Linked DNA regions of Homo sapiens: all the other regions are linked to region 1. A link is a contact called in ENCODE Hi-C data. All regions are on one chromosome and are shown on one strand. Each heading gives the region's core, a stretch centred on a gene start or an enhancer-like site at or near the end of the contact. The rest is flanking DNA. Distances are from core to core; before and after follow the strand shown. Region 1 holds the start of TUT7 (terminal uridylyl transferase 7). Region 2 holds the start of CDK20 (cyclin dependent kinase 20). Region 3 overlaps NTRK2 (neurotrophic receptor tyrosine kinase 2). Region 4 overlaps DAPK1 (death associated protein kinase 1).

Region 1 (6,792 bases), core at 2,670-5,169:
AGAAATTATCAAGAAATATTCGGCTCCGCCGTCAGGATTTCAGGTCCAGCGAGGCTGAGTTAATGGCCAGAGTAGCAGAGTCCCCAATTTTAGTTCTACTTCCTCATTTACCGCGCTGCATAAACAGGTCTGTGGAAATTTAACCTCTCTGAGCTGCAGCTGCCTGATTTGTAAAACTGTGATTCCATTTTTGATATATTACAACAGAGTACTGCATCAGATAATTCCTCAAGCTATTTCTAGCTTAAAGATTTAAGTTTTATGTCTCCCTACTACTTAACGCCTTTATAACACTTCATTCTGTTTCTGCTACTTGATATTAATATATACTCTTAATTTTCAAATTTAAAAATATCTGAGGGCCAGGCGCGGTAGTTCACGCCTGTAATCCCAGCACTTTGGGAAGCAGAGGCAGGTCGATCACTTGAGGTCAGGAGTTCAAGACCAGCCTGGCCAACAGGGAGAAACCCTATCTCTATTAAAAAACAGAAAAATTAGCTGGGCATGGTGGTGTGCACCTGTAGTCCCAGCTACTTGGGAGGCTGAGACATGAGAACCGCTTGATCCTGGGAGGCAGAGGCCACAGTGAGAGGAGGTCACATCACTGCACCTCCAGCCTGGGTGACACAGTGAGACTGTCTCAAAAAAAAAAAAAAAAAATCAGGCTGAATGTGGTGGCTCACGCCTGTAATCCCAGCACTTTGGGAGGCCAAGGTGGGTGGATCACTGGAGGTTAGGAGTTTGAGACCAGTCAGGCCAACATGGTGAAACCCTGTCTCTATTAAAAATACAAAAATTAGCCTGATGTGGTGGCATGTGCCTGTAGTCCCAGCTACTTTGGGGGATGAGACAGGAGAATCGCTTGAACCCAGGAGGCAGAGGTTGCAGTGAGCCAAGATCGCGCCACTGTACTCCAGCCTGGGTGACAGAGCGAGACTCCGTCTCAAAAAATAAAATAAAATATAAATAAACAGATCTGACAACTAGAAGTATCTGTGAAAAAAGAAAAAAAATCAAGTAGCACATTTCCCCCCATTTAATATTAATAAGTGCTTGAGACTTTCATTTTTATCCTAAGACCTTGTAAAGATAAAAGACGACCTTTTGGCTTTTAAGTATTCTATACGCATGGGACACAAATTCAAACACCTTATAGGTAACCAGTGTATGAACTGGCCACTGTGAGATAACATGAAGAGAAAAGGCATCGGGTGATCTAGAAAGTGTCCATATTCCCTGAATGCATTTAAACTAAAAAAATTTATTTAAAAGTGCTGGCCAGTTTGAAACACATTCTATACAACCACTAAAAAACGCTTTCAGCCACTAAACTTACAAGTCCATGTTTCCAACTGTGATATTGTTTCATTTTTTCCATCCAATTTGTGACTTTATTTCATTTCGGTATATATCTCCCATTAGATAAAAATAACCTTCCTGTTTGCAGAAATCGTTGCCACATGGATAAAATCTACTTTTTACTTTTAGAAAAACATATTATCTCCTTATTATCCCTTTGGGGCAATTAACCAAGCATGTGAGGGCACCGAGAAATTAGTTTTGGTCTTACTGAAACCAAACAGCAAAGCTTGAATCTATTTCTGACTTTCTAAACTTGTTTCTCAACCTGTTTGTCACGATCCCTTTTGAAAAACAAAGATCTCAGATTATCCATCTCGGGACACTGACACTACATCCAAAAGATATATCTCTTGTGGCAGGAGATATACGCAGTGTATACTGTGTTTTTACATCAACAAATAAGTTTTTTTTTTAAAAAAAGCTTTATATTCTGTCATTTATATTATGAACACATTAATTATTCAAATACAAAATTATAATCACAATTTTGAAAACACACAAACCACTGAGCAATTACGATATGGTCCCCTGGAGCATATAGCTACCCTCTTCTGTAAAAAACACGTTACAGAAAACATGTTTACTGACGTAAAGTGAGCCCTGGGGCAAAGTAAACTTTTAAAGGGATCAACATATGAAATGTGTTTTAGCTGCTCAAATATCATGATTACTATCCTTAAAATAATCACACTAAGTGACCATTTCTTAAAACAGAAACTGTGAAAAACTGAAACTAAATTGCTGAAAATAACAAAACTCATTTGGATGAAAAAGAATAAAACATTGCTGACTCTGGGGTTGTGATCTGACAAGTTGGAAAACATTACCAGGACTTCCTGCTTCCATTTCTGACGTGGTTTCTAGGCTTGTTAGGTCTTTATGAAACAGTCGTCTTACAGTTCTGCAGCCTCTTGTGTCTTGCCACCTATAACCATCTTCATTTTCTTGAAAGGAGTCTTTTCTTTGTCGGTTTATAACAGGAATTCTAGGTCCAGGTTTGAATTCTCTCCAGTTGTCTGAATTACCAGTATGTTCATCAGACAGCCATCTCTTACTCTGATCTTTGTGGCTGTCATTCATCCAAGCGGGTTGACTGTAGATTGGGTTTTTAAATGCATATGGATTGCTGGAAACAGCACATGGTCCTTTTCTGGGGGTATTCCCATAGTTCCCTGGTGTTATCTTCTTTTTTTGAAGGCCCTTTTCCATTTTACTGCCATGGCCTTTAGCATGGTCATCTATTATTAAATAATCTTGTTGGGGGTGACCCCTTCTGAAGTCATCATCATCCATAGTCCCCCGGTCTTTAGTGCGCTTCACGAAATAAGGTTTTGCTGTATCTCCCATGGTCTTTGACTTCAATTTTCTTACTTTGCACCTGAAAGAAGGTATTTTGGGGAAATATCAAACTATATAACAAGATATCATACAAGTATACAAAATAACAATTTATCGTACAGATGCCCCAAAGCCTGTAAGAAAGAAACTCCCTATTTTTTTAAAATAAAAATTCTATCACATTCTTAATAATCAGTGCTTTACCCTAGAGGTTGGGAGGCTTGGTCCTCTAATATTCTTCATGAAAATTAATACTTACTATTTAGCATGAAGATTAAATGTGTGAATAAGAGAAGCTCTATAGGTTCCAGAACTGTAGCATAGTAGAATATTACTCATATCAAGTATGGTCGGCTTTTCCCTCTGTAACAAGGCGTTTCTCTTCAAAGAAAACCTCATCCCAAGCCAATATTATTACTAAACTACCGAAACAGTCTTTTGTTTTTTAAGTTGGCAATTACTTGTAAGTGTTATACACCGAAACTTTACGTGAAAGGAGTACTACATTTCTCAACTCCAATTTTCCGTCCCTTCACCACCCCTATTCTGGACAGACCGGCTTTGAGCGCTTAGGTTACGGAGGGGCTGGGCTTCCGACCAAGGTGCAGCTGTAATTAAAGAGGCTGGGTTTCCGATCAAGGGACAACTCCATCTAACCTCCTCAATCCCCGTTCTCCAACCCCAAACAAGTTTGGTTTTGTCAGGAACAGCAATTCCCTGAGGAATGACACTCCTCTTCAATCCCCATCTGACCGCTCCACCACCGATCTGCCTTAGTTTCCACCCTTTTGAGCCCGACGTGGAGAAAGAGGAGGCGTCCCTGCACTCCTGGCCAAGAAGCCACCGTGGGGACCAGGAAGCAGGAAGTGACCTGCTGTCTCCATGGGGTTCCAGGGTTCCCCCGGCCGGCCAGGGGGCCAGAGCCGAATGTCTTGACCCAAATCCCGTCTTCTGCGCCCGCAGTCTGACAAAAAGTGAAAACACGGACTCGAACCCGAGGGCTCAGCCTCTGCCGGCCTGGGGGTTCCTCGGTCACCCAAACTGGTGCGAGGAGGCCGGCGGGGGATGGAACCAACGTACCTCCGGGGCCAGGCCGGACAGCTACTCTGGAGTCCAGGAAACCAACTGGAGAATCAGCCCGGAGGCGAGTCTGGCAGGGACGTTGGGAGAAGGCGCCCAAGAGCACTCACCACCTTCGCCGCGGTCCCCAGCCTCTTCCTGTCCCGGCCGGGCTCCCTCTCCGTGTTTTCCTTCGGCCCCACTTCCGGCGCTCAGCGCTGTCTCATTGTGCGCGATTGGGAGCCGACTGTGCCCCCGCCCTAGCGCTCCGCCGCGCACACCGGAAACGAGCGACGCGCCCCGCCCCGCGGTGCCCCGCCCACGCTCCGACCCCGCCTCCCGCGCCTTTGCCAGCCTGGCCTCTCCTGTCCGGCGCCCCAGCGCACTCGCTCCAGGTGTCGGGCGCCGGGTCTGGCCACCGGGCGCAACCGTCGGAGCGGGCTAATTACTGGCTCGCCGGATAGCCGGTTCGCCGGCGCTTGGGGGCCAGGCCCGAACTTCTTACCAGAGCGGCGCCCGCCCCTTTTCTCTCCCGGCTTCGACGCTCCTCTGGTTCCCCTCTCTGCTCGGGAGGCTAAGTGCTCGGGAGAGGCGCGGGAGCCAAGACTTATGCACCCGGAGAGGGACGCGGAGCCAGCGGTCGGGCAAAGCCGCATTCCCCGCGCTTGGGGCCTCGGCTTTGCCCCTGGGTGCTCCCCGGTTACTTCCAGGGGGAGTAAAGGCTCCGAGGCCTCGTAGCGCTCTTGGTGTTTTTCTGATAATTCGTAGTGATTAATGTTTTCGTGAATTCTTAATTGCCGACCTTGTAGAAATGCCAGCATTTAAACATCCACTGCTCACCCAGATCTCAAAGTGGTCAAGGAAAATGCTCTGCTTTTTTCTTAGGTTGTGTAAGGATTACTTTTACTTGGAAAAAAAAAAAATCAGTTCATTTCGAAGAATATGTGTAATGGCAAGGGATGACCAGAGAGCGTTACATTCGAATTTTTGAGTTGAAGAGTGCACACCTCGAACTCGGGGTTGCTTTTTCTTTCTTTACTGTATGACCTTCCTTGCTGTTTACAGTGTTCTAAATGCTTTGAAAAACATCAAGCAACTAGTGAAATTAGGGAGCGTTGGGAAAATCGACAGTTTTCATTTCTCTGCTTTTTTAAAGCATGTAAATTGAAAGCTGTCAGGTCCTGTGGAGCAATGGTCTTAAAATAATAACACACAAAGTTCTGGCTATGCCAATAACTGTTTTGAAGGCTTTACAAATATTAACTCCTTTGTTTTATATTTTTGTAGAGACAGGGGTCTCCTATGTTGCCCAGGCTGCTCTCCAATTCCTGACCTCAAGCCATCCGCCCAACTTGGCCTCCCAAAGTGTTGGGATTACAGGGGTGGTCCACCATACCCAGCCTTAACTTCTTTAATCCTCACAGCTTCATGAAGACTATATCATTATCCCACTTTTAAAGATGAGGACATTTAGCACTTGCAGTGAAGTAAATGGCACTGCTGCAATCCAGACCCTGAATATGAGGCTGTTATTAACCATGTGGCTATACTAAAAGTGATATAAAACACATTCCTACAACTTTTATATAATTCCTTACTTAGATATTTTGATTGTGAAAATACGTGAGGATCAAACTGATAGTCTCTTCAACAGGCAGACAGTGGCCTTGAAAATATAGTCCAAAAGGGAGTGTGGAGATGCATGATTACATTAATTCTGAGACAGCAGCGTCACCACGCCCCACCCAAACCAGTAATTCCTGTGCAAAAGAACTGGTTTAGAAATCTGCCTCCACCTAGAGTTCTAGAGTAGCAGCAGAGGATACATACTTTTAAGGATTTTTTTTTTTTTTTTGAGATGGAGTGCCACTCTGTTGCCCAGGCTGGAGTGCAGTGGCATGATCTCCGCTGGCTGCAACCTTTGCCTCCACCTAGAGTTCTAGAGCAGCAGCAGAGGATACATCTTTCTAAGGATTTAATTTTTTTTTTTTGAGACAGAGTCTTACTGTGTTGCCCAGGCTGGAGTGTAGTGGTGCGATCTTGGCTTACTGCATCCTCTGCCTCCCAGGTTCAAGTGATTCTCCTGCCCCAGCCTCCCAAGTAGCTGGGATTGCAGACAGGCACCACTATGCCTGGTTAAGTTTTGTATTTTTAGTAGAGACGGGGTTTCACCATGTTGGCCAGGCTGGTCTGGAACTCCTGACCTCAAGTGATCCACCGGCCTTGGCCTCCCAAAGTGCTAGGATTACAGGCGTAAGCCACCAGGCCTGGCCCGATTTAAAATACTTTTGCCAGGCACTTTGGCTCCTGCTTGTAGTCCCAGCAACCCTGGAGACTGAGGTAGGAGGATACCTTAAGCCCAGGAGTTGGAGGCTGCAGTGAGCTATGATGGTGCCACCACACTCCAGCCTAGGCAACAGGGCAATACCCTGTCTCTCTCAAAAATAAATTTAAAAAATAAAACGTTTTGAATTTGCGTTTTCTTCAACGTCTTTCCCAAAGCCCAACTTCTTTTATTCTAATGGTTGCTTTTAAGATTCATTTTGAGGACAAATCAGGCTCTCTCAAATAAGATGCAGTACTAATCAAAATATATTGACAGCAGAATATACCTTTTTCTGTCCATATTATGCTGTAATGGATATTTAAATTGGTCCTAGGAATTCTTACAATCTGGTTGGAAATTTTGATTTGAGTTTTCTTTGGATGTCACTGGAAGGATTAATGAGTTTCTCAGAATCTTTATGGTGATTGCTTCACGGTCTTGACATATTTCCAACAACCTGGAGCAGAAATGTGAGGGCAAAGGCTGCCATATACTGTTAAGCAATGTTCAGAGGACCTTAATACTGCTCCATATGTTACAATATATTTTCTATCTTGAGCTTAACATTGTAATACAACTTGAAATCTTGTGATTCTATCTCGAAATTAACATTTAATACATAATATGTCTTGACATTCTTGTAATTCTATCTAGAAATTAACATTGTAGTACATGTAATACATCTTGGCATTTTTGTAATTCTATCT
Region 2 (6,792 bases), core at 1,589-4,088, 1.6 Mb after region 1:
ACCAAGGAAAGGACACCAGGAATCCCACCTTTCCCAGTGCTGGGACAGCTACAGACACATCACAAACACTGAGGCCAGTACTGTCAGAGGAGCCAGGCTACACAGAGAGTGAGCTGAGAGACAGGACTCTTAATGAACTCACAGCACAAAGGACAAACAGTTTAACAAATAAATGAATAAAAGGGATATATTCAGATTCTGTAAGTACAGGAACCAAAATACAAGGGGGCTGGGCATGACGTCTCATGCCCGTAATCCCAGTACTTTGAGAGGCCAAGGTGGGCGGATGGCTTGAACCCAGGTGTTTGAGACCAGCCTGGGCAACATGGTGAAACCTTGTCTCTACAAAAAATACAAAAAACTAGCCAGGCATGGTGACACGTGCCTGTAGTCCTAGCTACTTGGGAAGCTGAGGTGGGAGGATCACCTGAGCCCAGGAGGTTGAGACTACAGGGAGACAAAATCGCACTTCTACACTCCAGCCTGGGTGACAGAGTGAGACCCTGTATCAAAAAAAGAAAAAAAATCAACAGAACTAGAAGAGGATAGTGTGATTCTGTGAGTGGAGAAAAGGATACTTCTTTATTTAGGTGGGGTGGGGCTAGATGAGGACCCAGTTTGTGGGGATCTGGGATAAAGCTCTGAGCAGGAAGAAAAGCAAGTGCAAGGCCCTAACGCCAGCACAGAAGGAGGCTAGAGGGATGTGAGTACATGAGATTGTTTAAGGGAAGGATGTGTCTGCCTTGTTCTGTGCTCCTGGACCCTAGATAGGTGCTGGTCACTGGAGAGATGCCTAAGAAGTTGTGTTGAATGAGAGAAAAGGGAGAGGCCAGCTGGAGGTGGGCACATGGTGATAGTGCTCTAAGTGTGAAGAGAAGCCACCAGGGCTTTTTACGCAGGGGAGCCGATGACTTAACTTACACTTTTGACAAAGCCCTCCGGACTGTGGCTATGGAGAGCAGTGGGGAGGCTGCCACTGTCATTCTGATGAGTGGTGATGATGACTTGGGCAAGGAGCAAATCTAGAGTATGTTTTAAAGTTAGAACCTTCAGAATTGCTGACCAACTGGATGTAGGGACCATATCACCAGCTTCCTTATGGATCTCTCCACCTATCCCACACATGGCTGTCTGGAAGCCCTTTTATCTTCCTCAAAAAATCAAAATGGCCTGATTGCTGTTTTCGGATTTTTCAGGTAGTACACAACCATTTAACAGATCAAAACACATGCACACATTCAGGTAAGACATAAAATCCAACAGAAAAAGAACAAAAGAAAAATCCTACAGTCAATCTTAGAGTGTATTCTACCAGACTTTACAACAGATATGGCACACACAAATACACATTCACATATATAATATTTCCAAACAAAACCCAGATGACACAAAATTTTATAACATGCTTTTGTCATCCAATATATCATGCATATCTCCAGATCACAGAGACCCAACCCTGTTAACTCTCCAGGGAGTCAAATACATTCCCTATTTCGACATGGGTGAGAGAGAGCACCAAAAGAGTAATGACACTAGGGGTGAAAGATGCCCCTCTTCGTGTTCCAGCAGCCCCTCCCGGTACCCTATCACAGCACGAACCACACTAGGTGGGCCCTGTTGCCTCTGTCTCTTGTTAGCACACTTAAGTCCTCAGGAGCTGGGCTGGAGCTGGTTTCTCTGTGTCACCAGTGCCCAACACAGGGTAGAGCCTATGGGAGGTCCCAAGGGAAGAATGGACTCTCAATCAAACCTGGGCCAAACCCTCTACTGACTAACGGAGGGCCCAAGAGCTGGTGACATAACCTCCTCCTCTCACCTGAGAAACAGAGATCTGGAAACCTGCCTTGTACAGTAGTAAAGAGGTCTCAAAATGACAATGTATATAATGCCTGCAGAACACATCGGGAGCTCAATAGGTGCTAGTTACATTATAAATCACTACATGTTTTGAGAAAAAAAGTCGGTGAATGAATGAATACATTAAGAAATAAGTAGGCAAATGAGAGTGAATGTGTGAGAAATGAAAGAAATAGGTAAATAAAGGTGAACAAGTGGACAAAAAAGGGCAAAAGGGGGTAAGGAGGCAGATGAATGAGCAGTGTGTGTGAGTGACAGCGGGAGGAAATCCCTGAAAGCTGGTGAAGGCGTAGCTGGGAAAATGAAGGCACAAAGAAGTGGGAACGAGCGACTGAGGGTGAGAATACCATGCCCCCCCTCCCCTACTCACATACTGATTGTCCTCCATCTCCTGCAGAGCCTTAATCTCCCGCAGGGCCTGGTTAGGGAAGCCGTCCTCCAACCGCCTTAGGGCCACCTTCTTGAGGGCAACTATCTCGCCAGTCTGCAGGATAGAAGGCAGACACTGCCAGCCCACCCTCGGCTGGGAAAGAGAGATGAAGGTGGGTGAGGGGAAGGTGGTTGAGAGAGAGACACGCGCCCCCGGCTCGGCCAGAGGCCCTCCTCGGGGGTCTAGGACTAGCCTGGGACCCAGCCGCTGGGGTAGGGGACCAAGCCAGCTGTGCGGAGGGAAGCGCAACGGCCCAAAGTAGGTTTAGAATATGAGTAGGTTTTAAAAACTGTACTGGATGTAAAAAGGGAACCGAAACAGTTTAGAGCGTTAGCCGGAGGGTGGCGGGGGCACACCCCCGCCAGGCTGCCGGCCGCGGTCCAGCCTCACCTCCACGTGCTTGGCCTTGAAGACGATGCCGTGGGCGCCCTCCCCGATGCGGCCCAGGATGCAGTACTGGTCCATCCCGCTGCAGTCGTGGGCCTGTGCCCCTGTGCCCCTGAACTTCCAAACTCCACTTCTCCTCCACCCCACGCTGATCTGAGCTCGCACGCTGTTGCCTAGCAACAGCGCGGCAGCTGACCACTGGGGCGGTTCCTGTAGGCGACGTCACCAGGAGAACGGAAGCTGCGTCGAGTCAGGGGTGACAGCTCCGGGCCCCACTGCGCCTTTTCCTAGCCCTCCGCTGTCACGCAGCAGCAAGCTTAATCCCGCATAAAAAACGCATGCGCCGAGAGCGTGCCCGCAGCAGGGCCCACGGAACGATGACAGCAGGCACCTCCTATCTGCCCCCGCCCCCGGCGTCACGTGACTAGCTGCGCTGGTGCACGCAGCCGGGAGGGGCGGGCTCCTTCCCCTGGCAAGCCGGAAGCTCCGCACCTGTAAGTAGAGGTTCAGGCTTCGACCACGCGCAGGTGCTGTTTTCTAGCTCCGAAAGCCAGGCACTATTGATGCAGACAGACAGGTCCCGGGCTGCGTTGTGGAAAGAGGGTCTGTGGGTCCTCTTGTCTTAAAATGTCAGTTGGCTACGTGTACCCACAGATTTTTAAAAGGGCATACTCTGAGGGCCGGGCACGGTGGCTCACGCCTGTAATCCCAGCGCTTTGGGAGGCTGAGGCGGGCGGATCATCAGGTCAGGAGTTCGAGACCAGCCTGACCAACATGGTGAAACCCCGTCTCTATTGAAAATACAAAAAAAATTAGCCGGGCGTGGTGGCGTGCTCCTGTAATCCCAGCTACTCAGGAGGCTGAGGCAGAAGAATCGCTTGAACCCGGGAGGCAGAGGTTACAGTGAGCCGAGATTGCGCCACCGTACTCCAGCCTGGGTGACAGAGCGAGACTCTGTCTCAAAAACTAAAACTAAAAATAAAATAAAAGGGCATACTCTGACCCAGACAGGACAGAGTAGGCCTTAAACTTCTGAAAGGATGCTCAACTTCACATACAATAAACAAATGCAAACTAAAGTTACAGTTTTTCACATATTGGATGGCTAAAGATCTCAGGTCTAATAGTTCATTGACCAAGCTACGGGAAAACAAGCACTTTCATACATTGCTGGTGGCAGTATAATTTGACGATGTTGATCAAATCACAAATGCACAGACCCTCAGACTCAGCAAAGCCACTTCTAGCAATTTCCCCAATAGACACCTTTTACACATGTGAAATGACATGTACAAAGTTATTCCATTGCAACGTTGTTTCAACGGCAAACTATTGGAAACAACACAGATGTCCATCATTGTGGTGCCTCCTTCAAATGAGGTATTAAATCTTTTTATGTACAGCAATGGGAAGATTTCTAAAATAGGTTGTTAAATGAAAAAGGCAAGATGCAGGACAGAATGCATAGAGTACCACTGGCTGTGTAAACAAAAGGAGAAAAGAATATAAATAATGCTTGTACATCCATTACAAGATATCTGGAAAGATACACAAGATTTCCTGAGTGTGGTTACCTGGTGGAAGAGGGACTGGGAGGACAGGGGGACAGAATAGGAGGCAGACTTTTCACTGGGTCTCTTTACATTATTTGAGTTTTGAATATAATTTATTAATTTTCCAAAAAAGCAAATATTTTCTAGCTTAGAAATTTCACTTCTGGGTTAATAATTGCAGAAGAATGACTTGATGTCCATACAAAGTATTCCTCCTGTTTGATGATAGCAGAGATCTGAAAACAACCCAAATACCCAGATGGAAAAATGGCTAAGTTAAGTTAAGGGAGTGCCATAGAATGGAATAGTTTTTAGCATTAAAACTGGCGAAGATAGGCTGGGCATGGTGGCTCAGGCCTGTAATCCCAGCACTTTGGGAGGCCGAGTCCTACGGATCACTTGAGATCAGGAGTTTGAGACCAGCCTGGCCAACATGGCGAAACTCCCTGCCTGTACGAAAAATACAAAAATTAGCCGGGCATGGTGGCACTCGGCCTGTAGTCCCAGCTACTCAGGAGGCCGACGCGGGAGAATCGTTTGAATGGAGGAGGCGGAGGTTGCAGTGAGCCGAGATTGTGCCAAGGCACTCCACCCTGGGCGACAGAGCAAAACTTGGTCTCAAAAAAAACAAACAAAAAAAAAAAGATACAGTAGGGAAAGGATGGTCTTCACAAATAGTGCTGGGTCATTTGAGAAGTCATAAGGGGAAAATAATGTATATTGACCCCAGTCTCACACCATTCACAAAATTGATTCCAGATGGACTGCAATCTAAATATAAAAGGTAAATAATGAAGCTTTTAGAAGAAAATTATATCTTAATGGCTTTGGATTAATTCAAGATCCTTAGGTTACAGAATACACTAAAAGAAAAACAAAAATGAGAAATTGGCCTTCATCAATGCTAAGAATATCTATTCATCAAAAGATACCATTAGAGACCAGGCACAGTGGCTCACACCTGTAATCCCAACGCTTTAGGAGGCCAACATGGGAGAATCAGTTGAGGTCAGGAGTTCGTGACCAGCCCGGCCAACATGGTGAAACCCTGTCTCTGCTAAAAATACAAAAATTAGCCAGGCATGGTGGCATGCACCTGTCATCCCAGCTACTCAGGAGGCTGAGGCAGGAGAGTTGTTTGAATCCAGGAGGTGGAGGTTGCCGTGAACCAAGATCACGCCACTGCACTCAAGCCTGGGTGACAGAGTGAGACTCCATCTCAAATTAAAAAAAAAAAAAAAAAGATACCATTAGAGAGTGAACAAGAAAGCCACAGAAAGGCAAAAGAGAACTGTAATACATATATCTGACAAAGGACTCACATGTAGAATTTATAGAGAACTTTTATTATAACACTGAAGAAGAAGCAGACAATCTTACAAAAAAAAAATTAGAAAAACCTGGAATAGACACTTCGCAAAAGGTGATTCCTGAACAGCCAATAAATTTTGCAATATGTGTGTTTAACTTCCCTGACTAGAAGGGAATTTCATATTAAAACCACAACAGAGTGTTATTGTAATCACTAGAATAGTTTAAATGAAAAAGATAGATAATACCAAATGCTAGCAAAGAGCAACTTGAACTCTCATACACTGCTGCTAAGAGTGCAAGTTCATACAACCCCTTGGAAAAACTGGCACTTTTTTCCACAGGCACGTACCACCACGCCTGTAGAGGCAGGGTCTCTCTATGTTGCCCAGGCTGATCCTGGGCTTGAGGGATCCTCCCACTTTGGCCTCCCAGAGTACTGGACTTACAGGCCTGAGCCACCACACACGGCTCCACTTTGTCAAGTTTTACTAGCTAGTTTGAGGTTCAAGAAAAGTTTCAAAGCAAATGCCTTTTTATTGGACTAGTGACTTTTTTCTTTTTTTTCTTTTTTTTTTTTTTTTTGCCAAATCAATAACTGCATAATGACTTTTACATGACTAAATTTTACTTATCTTCCCACACATAAGACTGTCGTACAATTATCAAATGCTTTATGAAGCACCATTTTGTGCATAACATCACAGCACAAAGACTAGTATGATTATGGTAATGGGAGTTATTTCACTATTCTCTTCAAGAAATGGTAAAAGGAGACGATAATCTCAATTGATGCAGAAAAAGCATTTGACAAAATTCAACACTCTTTAATGAAGAAAGCACTCAACAAACTATAAATACAAGAAAACCACCTCAACATAATACAGGCCATGCAGGAAAAGCCCACAGTTAACATTACATTCAATGGTGAAAGATTGAAAGCTTTCCCTCTAAGATCAAGAACAAGTCAAGGATCCTCACTTTTGCCGCTTTTATTTTATATAATACTGGAAGTCCTAGCCAAAGCAATTAGAAAAATAAATAAATAAATACATAAATAGGCCGGGCACAGCGGCTCATGCCTGTAATCCCAGCACTTTGGGAGGCTGAGGCAGGTGGATTACCTGAGGTCAGGAGTTCAAGACCAGCCTGGCCAACATGGCGAAACCCCATTTCTACTGAAAATACAAAAATTAGCCGGGCATGGTGGCACGCACCTGTAGTCCCAGCTACTTGGGAGGCTGAGGCAAGAGA
Region 3 (6,792 bases), core at 1,934-4,433, 1.6 Mb before region 1:
ACCAAGGCCACAAGAGTGGAAATGGGAGGTGCGTAAACAGATGCAGTGCAACTGCAACTTTATGCATATCTAGTATAGAGGTATGCATGCATGCACATGCACACACGTATACACACAAACACACATGCTTCCGTAGATGACTATATGCATTACATTGAAATAGCAAGAACAAATACCATGGTAAGTCAACTGGGGAATGGTATCTGCTTCCTGCCGTATGCAATCATTTTAGTTTTTAATTCTTATACCAATCCACTTAATATTTCTTGGTGTAAGAAAGTTGTTTGTGTACGTAAGAAATCCAAGCAGCATGTATTAAGCCCAATTACACAAAATTATATGTTGACTTTAGTTTTCTGGGTTTTTTTTTTTTTTTTTTTTTTGTGATGGAGTCTCACTCTGTCACCCAGGCTGGAGTGCAGTGGCACGATCTCGGCTCACTGCAAGCTCTGCCTGCCGGGTTCATGCCATTCTCCTGCCTCAGCCTCCCGAGTAGCTGGGACTACAGCCACCTGCCAGCATGCCTGGCTAATTTTTTTGTATTTTATTTAGTAGAGACATGTTTTCACCATGTTAGCCAGGATGGTCTCAATCTCCTGACCTTGTGATCTGCCCGCCTCGGCCTCCCAAAGTGCTGGGATTACAGGCATGAGCCACCGCACCTGGCCTTCTGGGGTTTTTAAAATACAAATGATAAATTTAGGCACCTGATTGGCATATCTCCATCTATAGTATAGTTGCTGGAAGGCAAGATCAGTGAGTTTGTATATTATGACTTTGCGGAAGGCTCCTAAAATCTGTATGAGAGGTGCAATATTGTGTTTTGTAGAATTTGTGTGGTTCAGATATTTTATATATAAAGAGTTCTTGATCACAGGAGGGATCATTAGATTAGAAGAGTTTGAGAGCCAAGAAGCAGATACAAAAGTTAAAAATGTTTCTGGTCCAACAAGTGCTCTTCCAGCATTTTGTTGGATTTGCAGGGGAGGGCAGATCTCCCTTGTTCTATCCTAAGAAATATCCTCAGATGAAAACTAACCCATCAAGCAGCCAACCAACCAATCAAACAACTGACCAAACAAACTCACCCATGCTCATCTCCCGTGTAAAAACCACCTCAACACATGCAAGGTACACAAAATTCTGTATTTCTCAATCTGATTTTGAGGAAGTAATTCTTTTCATTGTCAAAGGCATCCTTGTTTACGAAAGGATTTAAATTTAGAATGGCTTCAGTAGCTTTAAGTATTTGTTTACAGATCCTTAGCTGCTTTTCAGCAGTAGAGCCCACTTCCCATTTTCTAGGTTGACTTACACATTCTATAACTAGGCAGAGAAGCCAGGGCAGGCATTACTGTCTAATGAAGAAGCAGAAGCTTGGATAAGTGAAGCATCTCTTCTAGCTGTCATGACTGGTAAAAGCAAGGTGTCCTGTGAACGCAGGGATCTAGGACTCCTAAATCCCAGTTAAGGACTGTCCAAAGCAGGGAAGAGACTGTACTGTGGTACTGCTGCATGGTTGGGGGACTTTCAGGCCAAGTCATCTAACCTCCCCCATCGCAGTTTTCTTATTTATCAAATGGAGTTTGACTTTGTTTATTTAGGTATTCTCCATCTATCTGTAGAAGTCTGCAATTTAATAATAAAGAAACTTATAGCTAAAATACTATGATCTCTTTCCCATGAAAACATTAGTTAGAAATAAAGATTTTTAAAAAACACCCAAAGTCATGAGGTCAGCTTGAGTGAAATGGTTACGTTTATCCATAATTAGCTTTGTAGGAGTTGCTACCATTCTGTTTGTATATAGGCTGCAGAGACGGAGTTAGATCTGTATTGGCTGGGCATGGTGGCTCATGCCTGTAATCCCAGGACTTAGGCTGAGGCAGGCGGATCACCTGAGGTTGGGAGTTCGAGACCAGCTTGACCAACATGGAGAAACCCCGTCTCTACTAAAAATACAAAATTAGCCAGGTGTGGTGGCACATGCCTATAATCCCAGCTACTAGGGAGGCTGAGGCAGGAGAATCACTTGAACCTAGGAGGCGGAGGTTGTGGTGAGCCAAGATCGCACCATTGCACTCCAGCCTAGGCAACAGGAGCGAAACTCCGTCTCAAAAAAAAAAAAGTCTATACTCAAACATTTGCAGAAGCGTTTTTGGGGAGATATACTCACAGTTAAAGTACCAGAGAAGAGAATGATCATTACTTTTGCTCCACACTGGCCAAGAGCTTTGTATGTCTTCTTTTTGTGCTCTGTGATTTATTTAATGCTCTTCTCATCTGACATGAAAGATGGTGTCCTGGGAGAATTAGCCATATGTTTTTATTTTCCTGCCTTCATTCTCAACCACATGCTTTGCAGAGACAGTGTAGTGGATAAATCACAGGATTTATACTTGGGCAGACTTGGTTCCATTTCCAAGCTCAGAAGGTGTGACTGTGAGCAGCTTACTTAATTTTTTTGTAAATCTTAGTTTTTTCATCATCATCATCACAGCTAACATTAATTTATTATATATTGTAGTAGATACTGTTCCAAACCCATTACCTGCATTAACTCATTGAGGATTTACAATAACCTACAAAGTAGAATAATTATATTCTCCATCTTACACATGAAGATTATGAGATGCAGAGAGGTTAAGTAATTCTGAAGTCATGCAGCAGAGTGAGAAATCTAGATTTTATACTCAGGAAAAACCCATGGTCTTAATCTCTACCCTATAATGCTTCTCACTATGAGATGGGTATATCAGTCAGAATAAGCTATGCTGCAGTAACAAAACCTCCACATCTTGGGGACTTAAAACAACAAAGTTTTCTTTCTTGCTTCATTTCGTGTATTGGCTAGGAGCTCTGTTCAGCCTTGTCCTTGTTCCAGGACTGTGGATGACAAAGCATCCACATTTTTAAAGGTTAGCCTTTTTCTTTATGACAGAGATAAAGAGCACTGTGGAGCAGGTGGAGCAGGGTTCCTCAACCTTGGCACTATTGGCGTTTGGGGATAAATAATCCTTTGTTTGGGGGGCTGTCTTGGGCACAGTAGGATGTTAATAATGCCTGGCCTCTACCCACTAGGTGCTAGTAGTACTTTCCCCCTCGTTGTGACAACCCCAAATTGTCAAGTGTCCCCTGGATGGCAATATTATTGTCCCTGGTTGAGAAACACTGCCTTAGACTAAGATCTTGGACAAGAAGTGAAGTTCTACACCCTGGCAGTGACACAAGTCTGAACTAGTCACATGAACCACTTAACCACAAGCAAGCCAGGAAATGTATCCTACAAAGAGAAACACAGAGAAAACCAGAAATATTAGACAAACAGCATTAATGATTACTATGGATAGGGATAATAATATCCATCTTAAAAATTGTTGTGCAGATTCTTAAGCCAGAATGGCTCTCTAAGAAATCTCAGAGCAGGCATTGGCGACTATGTTCAAGTCCAGCTGCTGCCATTGTAAATAAAGTTTTATTGGAACACAGTTATGCCCATTTGTTTACATATCATCATTGGCTGCTTTCATGCTCCACCGGCAGAGCTGGATCCTTAGTTGCGACAGAGACTGCAAGGCTGGCAAAGCCTGAAGTATTTACCATCTGACCTTTACAGCAAAAGTTTGCCAACTCCTGGTTTAGAGAAGCCAACTGTTTTTGGAAGCAGGACTTTGGGCTGAGTAAGACTGGAAGGAGACACATAGTGCCGCTGACAACTTTGCTCTAAAATGTTAAGATGCACTTAGAGGAGCATCATGCCTTGGTCAGCAGCAATGGTAGCAGAGTGATCGCATTTCTATGTGTACCTCTGTCATCTCTACCTCTGGGATGGGAGAGGATTCACATATATCTACATCTACCCTCTTGACTTGTGTAATCCACACCTGGCAATTACATTTTTAAACTTACTTAAACATTTTTAGGCTTATATCATATATATGGGAAAATGCACATATCATAAATTTACAACCCAATGGGCTTTGACAAGTGGAACTCACCCCAGAAGTGCCCTCCTGCTCCCTTCCAGTGCCACTCACTGTTCCCAGGGTACCCTGACTTCTAAGAGCAACAATAGCTAACCTTAAAAATAGCCTTTTATTATGGACAATTTTCAAACATGCACTTCAGTAGAGAGAATAGTAAAATGAACCCCATTGTATTCTTCACCAGCTTCAAGAATTATCGGGCTGGATGCGGTGGCTCATGCCTATATTCCCAGAACTTTGGGAGGTGTAGGTGGAAGAATTCCTTGAGCCCGGGATTTCAACACCAGCCTGGGCAATATGGCAAAACCCTGTCTCTGCAAAAAAACTTAAAAATGAGCCAGGTATAGTGGTGTTTACCTGTAGTCCTAGCTACTCAGGAGGCTGAGGTGGGAAGATACCTTGAGCCCAGGAGGTCGAAGCTGCAGTGAGCCATGATTGTGCTATTGCACTTTAGCCTGAGCAACAAAGTGAGACTCCGTCACACACACACACACACACAGAAAAATCACCAGTATTTTGCTGTTCATATTTCATATTCTCTCTCTCCCTTTCTCTGCCCACCTCTCTTTCTCTCTCTCCTCCCTCTTTAGATGGATGGAGAGAGAGCTGTAATATTTTTAAAATGCCAATTGGATAGCCATTTTTATAAGCTTTAACTTATGTTTTCTCATTTGTAAAGTAGGCATAATAATAGATCTTACATACTTCACTATAGGGTTGTCGCAGATTAAGTGAGTTGGTGTACATAAGGCTGTTATAAGAACAAGTGGTAAGCATTCAATAAATATGAACTGCCTGTATCATTATCATCGTCATGATCATCATCACCATATGATTATAGGGAACTAATTAGCAAGGTTATAACCACCCTCCCTTCCTTTCTCTAGGTCTATGCTGTGGTGGTGATTGCGTCTGTGGTGGGATTTTGCCTTTTGGTAATGCTGTTTCTGCTTAAGTTGGCAAGACACTCCAAGTTTGGCATGAAAGGTAAGAAGGGTTGTGTTTATTTAGCTTCTTATGTGGATCATTTTTGGCTTATGACTAATGCTAATTACCACTAAAGAAGGAAGTGGCTAGATTTATGATGATTAGGTTTTAAGGCTAAAAAAATAGCAACAAGGCTTTGATACTACAAATCAAGACGGAGCAAAATAATGTTGATTACTCAGCACTACCCACTTTTCCATGAGAACAGTTGTCCCGGGAGACAGAACTGGGTTCTTGAGTATCAAGGGACTAATAAAGATATGACAAAGAAATAGTACTTGATGTTTCTTTTGCTCCAGAAAGGCAGGTGAGACACAGTGGGGATAGGATAACCTGGACACATGTATTTTGTGCAGAAAGGTCTATGCTGCTGTACATTTGATTCCCAAATCTTCAGTGGTATGCTTTTGGTGTTGTTCCTGCTTTTCCAGATCCTCATTCTTTGAAATTTAAACAACAGTGTTATGAAGCAAAATAAGAACAGCTATCAGCAGTATATAGAAGCTTCGTGAATACATAGCTTTTTTTTTATTTAAGTGGAAAAATTAGCAGGGCTAGATTAAAAATTAGGCACTAATTGACCCAAAATAGATAACTTGTCTTTTTTTAGAGGATGGAAAATTAATTTTACAGGGAAAACTTGTATAAATTTCTTGTTACATAAAAAATGCCTTGGAGCAGTGATTTAATGATTTAAAACCATTTGCTCTGAAGTTTAAACTTATGTATTGGATAATATGCCAGTGTTGTATTTTGTGTGGTCTCCTATAGATAGACACTATTTAAAAGTGTCTAAATGGGAATGCTGTGAAGAAGGTTTAGTGGTGTCTTAGTTGTGCTGGAGAGTAGGTCAGGTGGATTTTCTTTATCTGTATGGTCTGTTAGAATTATGGGTAATGTTGCTAATATTGCTATTTACTTGAAAGGGAATGTTTCAGTAGCAATAAGTTGCCCAGCATACACTGACATCTGGGATAGAGCAGATCTATTTCTGATGTTTCCTCTTTTCCCTTTGTTGGTGCCTGTGAACATTTCTAAGCCAGAAATGAACAGGGAGGAGTGGTGGTAAATTGGGGCTTAAAATAACTCAAAAAACCTCGTCCTGGTTCCTGCTTGGCCAGCTGATCCTTGATGTTTCTTCAGGGGAGGAAAGATCTTTCATTCTCCAATTATAAATAAAGCTTGGGAGAGGGACCACCCCACAGTGATTTTAATTCATCCTGTGGGGTGGTTCTCAAACTTGACTGTGTGCCAAAAACTCCTATAGGACTTGAGAAAACACAGATTCCTGGGCTACCCCTAGAGTTTCTGCTTTAGCAGGCCTAGTGTTCACCTGACAGCTGGCATTTCTAACAGTTTCTGGAGAATACTGATCCTGCTTGCCCTGGTTGTTGTGTTCTCTACACAACAGTGTAGGGAATCACTGTTCTCTACAATAAACATGGGCTGCCAGGCCCCCTTCAGAATGTGACAAGATGTTGGTAGAGACATCGCAAACCAAACTCACCCACAGCTTTGCACACATTTTGGGATCCCCATATCTCAACTGCACCCAGGCCCAGGCTAGGCGGCTGCTCTGTGTGTGCCGCACCCTACCATGGCATTTGGCGGTTCTCATGTTTATCAGGTGCTTTCCTTCCTTAGAGGCACTTGGACTGGATGTCTCTAAACATAGATTTCACTGGAGGCTACCAACTAACATTAGAGTTTCTGGTCTTGAAGGGTTTAGTTTGAAATATTTCATCCCATGAGCTTTTTGGAGAGAGGATATACCCAGGTTCTTCTGGGATCTCAGCAAAAGCTAAGTGGGAATCCATGG
Region 4 (6,792 bases), core at 1,482-3,981, 1.3 Mb after region 1:
GTGGAGAGTGTATTTTCAAAATAACTAGGGACTGAGGGAACCTGTTAAACCAAGATCTAAAACCCTAGAAATTTTAAAAGAAAATATACCTGTTTGAAAATGTAAAAATTTTTAAAATTTTTTTCTAGCAAACAAATTAAGTAAACAAAGTTGAAAGGTGAAATAGGCTGGGAAAAAGCATTCTCAATGCTTTGGACAGATAAATGGTCACACCGTAATGTTCAAAAAGCTCTCCGGAATTGGTAAGAAAAGGGCGAGCGTCCCAGTGGAGAAGTGGTGGCATTCACTCTGGAGTCTTCCTGCTGCCGAGGCCTGAGGACAAATGCGGGCAGATGCCTGTCTCCCTCTCTTACCTTTGAAGCTGCCTCTGGGTGTATTTTTTTTTTTTTTTTTTAACTGCTTTGCTAATAAGAAAATGCTGTGCTTCCCGCACCAGATTCTGGTTCTAGATGTGCTTCCAGAATTCTCGGGAAACCCTTTCCTGTCTCCAGAAAACCCTGCCCTTCACACCAGATATCCTCGTTGGGGTCCCACTGTGGCATCATCAGAAGATAGGGGGTAGTCCGGTGAGGCCTGGGAGGAATCTGTCACAGAAACCAGGGGCGGTGATCTGGGAACTAACAGTGGTCTCTGAGGGCCCCTGTGCTTCCCCACCAGGTCTGGATTGAGGCTGCATTCCTGAGGCAGGAGGGAGTGTCCCTGGAGATTTTTGAGCTGGGCTCTGGCATGATCTGCTGCTTCTCAGACACCCCCCGCCCAACCCCTAAACTCCTGAGCTCAGGCAGGTGGAGCCCACCACATCAACTGCACTCACCCCTGAGAATTTTGTTTTTGAATGCAGAGTGGAATTTAGCTGACACAAAAGAATTTGAGAGGGGAGTGCGGAATTAATGGCACGGTGTAGCCTGTGGCTTATGTGGTTTCTAATTCAGAGGTATGTGGATTACGTGAGTCTGTAACATATGCTGATCTAATTAACCAAGTTAAAAGGTTAAAAATCCACTTCAGCCTACATACCAAGAATGGGTCTAATTGGAAACAATATTTCAACAACAGTCCCCACGAATGCCTAATTTACTGGTAAACACTCACTCTAATATTGATGATGATACTCATTCTCTTTTCCTCTGTTCATAAAGTGATCATTGCCTGAGTGAAACAGTCACGAGAGAGAGAGCGAGGGAAGAAAGGAGGGAGGGAGGAAAAAGTGAGGGAGTGAAACATTAGGAGTTGGTGAACATTAGTTGATTGAGTGACTGAGTCCACAATTCCAAAAACGTTCCTAGAAGACTCAAAATCTATTTAACATGAACTAAAGAGCCTTTATAAAACTTTATATTTGAGCAATAGATGAGGCTTAAAAGCAAGTCTAAAAGACAACTGCCCCAGTACTCAACCCAAAAAACACAAACTAGCCAGACACAGTGGTGTGTACTTGTAGTCGGAGCTACTCAGGAGACTGAGACAAGAGGATTACTTGAGCCCAAGGGTTTGAGACCAGCCTGGGCAATAGCGAGACCCAGTCTAAAAAAAGAAAAAAAAACGTCAACAACAACAAAAAAACCCACTCGTTCATCAAATCACCTGCAAGGCGCCTGAATGAAAGGTGTCCTTTCCACTGTGGCTCTGCTCAGGGCACCCACAGCTGCAGGTGAGTTAACCTGTCTGGCCCTGCCCCCTCTAGGTCTGTCCTCCCATGACTCACCTGTGTGAGAAAATCATCTCCACGCTGCCTTCCTGGAGGAAGCTCAATGGACCCAACCAGCTGATGTCGCTGCAGCAGTTTGTGTACGACGTGCAGGACCAGCTGAACCCCCTGGCCAGCGAGGAGGACCTCAGGCGCATTGCTCAGCAGCTCCACAGCACAGGCGAGGTGAGCCCCTGGGAGCCCAGGCAGGGGGCCGTGAGAGGTGCCAGGGACTCAGCCTGTCCCAAATTCCAGCTCTTGGAAGTGGTGTGAGCCTGGGGAAGCAGTGTGGAAATGGTCCAGCTAACCTACAACATTTCCACACGTGTGACAAACACAGCCTCAAGTGACGCTCTGAACTGCAGTTCTCGGCTCACCTTAGGAGCTGTCATTTTGTCTTGTCGTGTTTTGCTTTTATTTCCAGAGTCTGTTAGTTTGGGAGTGCAGTGCCCACTGCCCTGGGTGACTGGGTCTCTCTTCACTCCCCCTGGGCACCAGGAACTTAATCTGCTACTCCTGGCAGCCTTCAGGATGGCTTCTTTGTATCAGCGTGGAGTCATCAGCTCCACACAGATCTCCTGGGTGGGAAAACAGTTGAGAAAAGGCAGTGAGGTGTCCTTGTGGAGGCAATGTCTGGAGATACAAAGACAGAGAACTCTGGTGCACAGATACACAGAGTAATCATAATTAAAGATGCACATTAAAAAACTCTAGCAAGCAATGCCCAGCAGAAATGATTGAGAATGGGAGGCTTTGCTCTGGTTCTGTGACATTGAGCACCAGGGCGCGGTTTGGAAACCCTGTTCTAATGGCATCATATGCCTGTCCCAGGAACGGGGGCAGTGCCTTCGTGTTTCTCCACCATGTGAAATTGGGAGCCTACATGAACTAGTGTGGGCCAAGAAGAGCGGTTCTGAATATTGCAACTAAAAGCAGCTCTGAGATTATTAAAAGCCAGATGCTTACCTCCCCAATCTCAGGTGCCAGGTCTGGCCCTATAGCCAGTTTGTATGAGTCATACAAATTTCTTGAAACTAAACCTGAATCCACAAGCCAGTGACCTTGAAAACTGGAGTCGCCGGGCAGTAATTTCATCAGCCTTTAAACTCCCAGTTAAATGGCCAGAGAATCTGCCAACTCATCCAGGAATACTTTAAAGTGATTGAATCCAAGGAAGAACACAGGTGAAGGACCACATCTTAGATGACAAGATACTGCTGGATGTAAAAAATGTGTCAATTCTAATTCTAAACTCCTTTGGCACAGGAGTCCCTTGCTTTCTAGTAGTAGACCAGCAACTTTCTAGATCATATCATATAGTCTCCTTTATTTGTCATTACATCCCTGCTTGCCCTTGAGAGTTTAGTAAGTAAATGAAGATGTAAAGAAGGAGGGTAATTAGGCAGCAGGAACTACATTGTGTGGCCCGACTTTGATTGGCCCCGGGCCTCCTCCAGACCTGCCTTCCGTATCTAATTTGCAGATCTTCAGAACTCCCCAGTGGCCCTTCTGACTCTGTTTTCTGGCCCAGGGTCCCACACTACGTTTAGCTGACTGTCTTAGCTCCCTGTTCTCCTCCACTATGGGACAGTTTCGTCTTTCCTGAGCCTGAGGCGATGAGCAGTGTTTAGGACCAAACTGCAAATGGTATTCCAGCAAATGCTGTATCAGGAACTAGATCAATATTGGCTCTGCCCTCCAGGAATTTTCAACCTAGGTTCAATTCTGAATAGACTCTTAGACAGGGGGCATCTTTCAGGTTTAAGCCAGACTGTGGGCAGGAAATTACTGTGTGGTCACCGGTGGGGTCAGAGCCTCCAAGTGAGGGAGTCCAGGGCGATGGCCACTCTCCAAGAAAGGAAGCAGAACTCTTCCATAAAGGGAAAGTTCCTTCTGTTTTTTGTCACTTTTTTTTCCTTTCTTTTTATTTTTTTAAGAAATAAACACAACCAAAAAGCTAAAGTCCCCTTGGGCCATCATCTCTGGTCTCACTCCTCTCTCCCCTTCTCGGAGGCCAACTATTATCATGGCAGCATATCCTTTCAGGCCTTTTCTATGTGTGTGTGTTAAACATTCACATAATGGTATAATAATAGAATGTTCTGACTCTTTTTTGAAAATGTTCTCAAGCCTTTAGAGAAGTTGCAAGGATAGTACCATGAACTCTCATATAGGCTACATTTATTTATTTTTTTAATTAATTAATTAATTTTTTTTTTTTTTTTTTTGAGATAGAGTCTCACTCTGTTGCCAAGGCTGGAGTGCAGTGGCACAATCTCGGCTCACTGCAGCCTCCGCCTCCTGGGTTCAAGTGATTCTGCCTCAGCCTACAGACACAAGCCATCACACCCAACTAAATTTTGTATTTTTAGAAGAGACAGGGTTTTACCATGTTGGCCAGGCTGGTCTCAAACTCCTGACCTCAAGTGATCCACCCGCCTCGGCCTCCCAAAGTGCTGGGATTACAGGCATGAGTCACGGTGCCCAGCCTACTACATTTAAGCTGATCAGTTGTTGACATTTTGCTACATTTGCTCGATTCCTTTCCTTTCTATTTATTTACTTATTTATTTTGCAGACATGATGACATTTCTTCCCTAAATAATTTAGCCTATATCTCCTAAGGAGAAGGATATTTTCCCACATAACCCAATATAATTGATGATTCCAGAAACATAACATTAATATAGTACTATGATTGAATATATCATCCTCATACAAGGGTTTGCCACTGGTCCCAATAATTTCTTTTAAAGCTATTTTTATTTATGTACTTATTTTGGGATTCAGAATCCAGTCTAAAATCACTCATTGCATTTGGTTGCCATCTCCCATTTTTTTTTCTTCTTTCATTTCGCTGGCCTTTTTGAAGACTTCAGGGGAGTTGTTTTTCAGAATCTCTATTCTGACATTTTCAAGCTGCTTTTCTCCACTCGGTGTTTGGTTTTTGAGACGCATCCACGTGGAATGGCCTTGGGTCACTCCTTAGAGCATCTGCTCAGCCTCTGTTGCCGGCATCAGGCCCTTTAGTGCTCTAAGTGGCTGGTGCACCTGGCCAGGGCTCTGTCCCTAAGCGTGACTTTCTGTTGTCCCCCCGCAGATCAACATCATGCAAAGTGAAACAGTTCAGGACGTGCTGCTCCTGGACCCCCGCTGGCTCTGCACAAACGTCCTGGGGAAGTTGCTGTCCGTGGAGACCCCACGGGCGCTGCACCACTACCGGGGCCGCTACACCGTGGAGGACATCCAGCGCCTGGTGCCCGACAGCGACGTGGAGGAGCTGCTGCAGATCCTCGATGCCATGGACATCTGCGCCCGGGACCTGAGCAGCGGGACCATGGTGGACGTCCCAGCCCTGATCAAGACAGACAACCTGCACCGCTCCTGGGCTGATGAGGAGGACGAGGTGATGGTGTATGGTGGCGTGCGCATCGTGCCCGTGGAACACCTCACCCCCTTCCCATGTGGCATCTTTCACAAGGTCCAGGTGAACCTGTGCCGGTGGATCCACCAGCAAAGCACAGAGGGCGACGCGGACATCCGCCTGTGGGTGAATGGCTGCAAGCTGGCCAACCGTGGGGCCGAGCTGCTGGTGCTGCTGGTCAACCACGGCCAGGGCATTGAGGTCCAGGTCCGCGGCCTGGAGACGGAGAAGATCAAGTGCTGCCTGCTGCTGGACTCGGTGTGCAGCACCATTGAGAACGTCATGGCCACCACGCTGCCAGGGCTCCTGACCGTGAAGCATTACCTGAGCCCCCAGCAGCTGCGGGAGCACCATGAGCCCGTCATGATCTACCAGCCACGGGACTTCTTCCGGGCACAGACTCTGAAGGAAACCTCACTGACCAACACCATGGGGGGGTACAAGGAAAGCTTCAGCAGCATCATGTGCTTCGGGTGTCACGACGTCTACTCACAGGCCAGCCTCGGCATGGACATCCATGCATCAGACCTGAACCTCCTCACTCGGAGGAAACTGAGTCGCCTGCTGGACCCGCCCGACCCCCTGGGGAAGGACTGGTGCCTTCTCGCCATGAACTTAGGCCTCCCTGACCTCGTGGCAAAGTACAACACCAGTAACGGGGCTCCCAAGGATTTCCTCCCCAGCCCCCTCCACGCCCTGCTGCGGGAATGGACCACCTACCCTGAGAGCACAGTGGGCACCCTCATGTCCAAACTGAGGGAGCTGGGTCGCCGGGATGCCGCAGACTTTTTGCTGAAGGCATCCTCTGTGTTCAAAATCAACCTGGATGGCAATGGCCAGGAGGCCTATGCCTCGAGCTGCAACAGCGGCACCTCTTACAATTCCATTAGCTCTGTTGTATCCCGGTGAGGGCAGCCTCTGGCTTGGGCAGGGTCTGTTTGGACTGCAGAAGCAAGGGGGTGATGTAGCCCATCCTTCCCTTTGGAGATGCTGAGGGTGTTTCTTCCTGCACCCACAGCCAGGGGGATGCCACTCCTCCCTCCGGCTTGACCTGTTTCTCTGCCGCTACCTCCCTCCCCGTCTCATTCCGTTGTCTGTGGATGGTCATTGCAGTTTAAGAGCAGAACAGATCTTTTACTTTGGCCGCTTGAAAAGCTAGTGTACCTCCTCTCAGTGTTTTGGACTCCATCTCTCATCCTCCAGTACCTTGCTTCTTACTGATAATTTTGCTGGAATTCCTAACTTTTCAATGACATTTTTTTTAACTACTATATTGATTGTCCTTTAAAAAAGAAAAGTGCATATTTATCCAAAATGTGTATTTCTTATACGCTTTTCTTTGTTATACCATTTCCTCAGCTTATCTCTTTTATATTTGTAGGAGAAACTCCCATGTATGGAATCCCACTGTATGATTTATAAACAGACAATATGTGAGTGCCTTTTGCAGAAGAGGGTGTGTTTGAAATCATCGGAGTCAGCCAGGAGCTGTCACCAAGGAAACGCTACCTCTCTGTCCCTTGCTGTATGCTGATCATCGCCAGAGGTGCTTCACCCTGAGTTTTGTTTTGTATTGTTTTCTGACAGTTTTTCTGTTTTGTTTGGCAAGGAAAGGGGAGAAGGGAATCCTCCTCCAGGGTGATTTTATGATCAGTGTTGTTGCTCTAGGAAGACATTTTTC

What was found. A loop is a pair of places that touch in the nucleus more often than their neighbours do. Pooled maps may share reads with other maps.
Region 2: a map of CD8-positive, alpha-beta T cell shows a loop between it and region 1 (20-fold over the local background). The contact joins the promoter of CDK20 here to the promoter of TUT7 in region 1. A Hi-C loop is called at or near these places in 2 of 168 maps with a recorded cell type or tissue (CD8-positive, alpha-beta T cell and naive thymus-derived CD4-positive, alpha-beta T cell) and 9 of 50 pooled maps.
Region 3: a loop to region 1 is called in a pooled map, with 5 times the contacts of the local background. The contact joins the enhancer-like site here to the promoter of TUT7 in region 1. A Hi-C loop is called at or near these places in 2 of 37 single-sample maps with no recorded cell type and 6 of 50 pooled maps.
Region 4: a loop to region 1 is called in a pooled map, with 3 times the contacts of the local background. The contact joins the enhancer-like site here to the promoter of TUT7 in region 1. A Hi-C loop is called at or near these places in 6 of 50 pooled maps.

What each region holds. Positions count from the first base shown.
Region 1 is chr9:86,350,491-86,357,282 of GRCh38, forward strand. It overlaps TUT7 (terminal uridylyl transferase 7), which reads right to left and starts at 3,920. Exons shown (of 27, transcript NM_024617.4): 1 at 3,781-3,920; 2 at 2,190-2,740. The coding sequence starts at 2,709. RefSeq lists an enhancer at 3,769-3,978 and a silencer at 3,999-4,178.
Region 2 is chr9:87,971,695-87,978,486 of GRCh38, forward strand. CDK20 (cyclin dependent kinase 20) reads right to left here and starts at 2,839. Exons shown (of 8, transcript NM_001039803.3): 1 at 2,678-2,839; 2 at 2,228-2,341. The coding sequence starts at 2,752. LOC105376131 (a long non-coding RNA gene) reads left to right here and starts at 2,941. Exons shown (of 3, transcript XR_930088.2): 1 at 2,941-3,168.
Region 3 is chr9:84,747,113-84,753,904 of GRCh38, forward strand. It overlaps NTRK2 (neurotrophic receptor tyrosine kinase 2), which reads left to right. Exons shown (of 19, transcript NM_006180.6): 12 at 4,874-4,973. Among named protein-coding and RNA genes, the nearest start is that of NTRK2, 81 kb to the left of the region's middle. Within about 2 kb of position 3,184, at least 2 of the 41 ENCODE cell types and tissues checked have a DNase peak (open chromatin) inside an H3K27ac peak, as active enhancers do.
Region 4 is chr9:87,701,345-87,708,136 of GRCh38, forward strand. It overlaps DAPK1 (death associated protein kinase 1), which reads left to right. Exons shown (of 26, transcript NM_004938.4): 25 at 1,685-1,873; 26 at 4,788-6,792. The coding sequence ends at 6,020. Among named protein-coding and RNA genes, the nearest start is that of CTSL, 21 kb to the right of the region's middle. RefSeq lists an enhancer at 1,194-2,393. Within about 2 kb of position 2,732, at least 2 of the 41 ENCODE cell types and tissues checked have a DNase peak (open chromatin) inside an H3K27ac peak, as active enhancers do.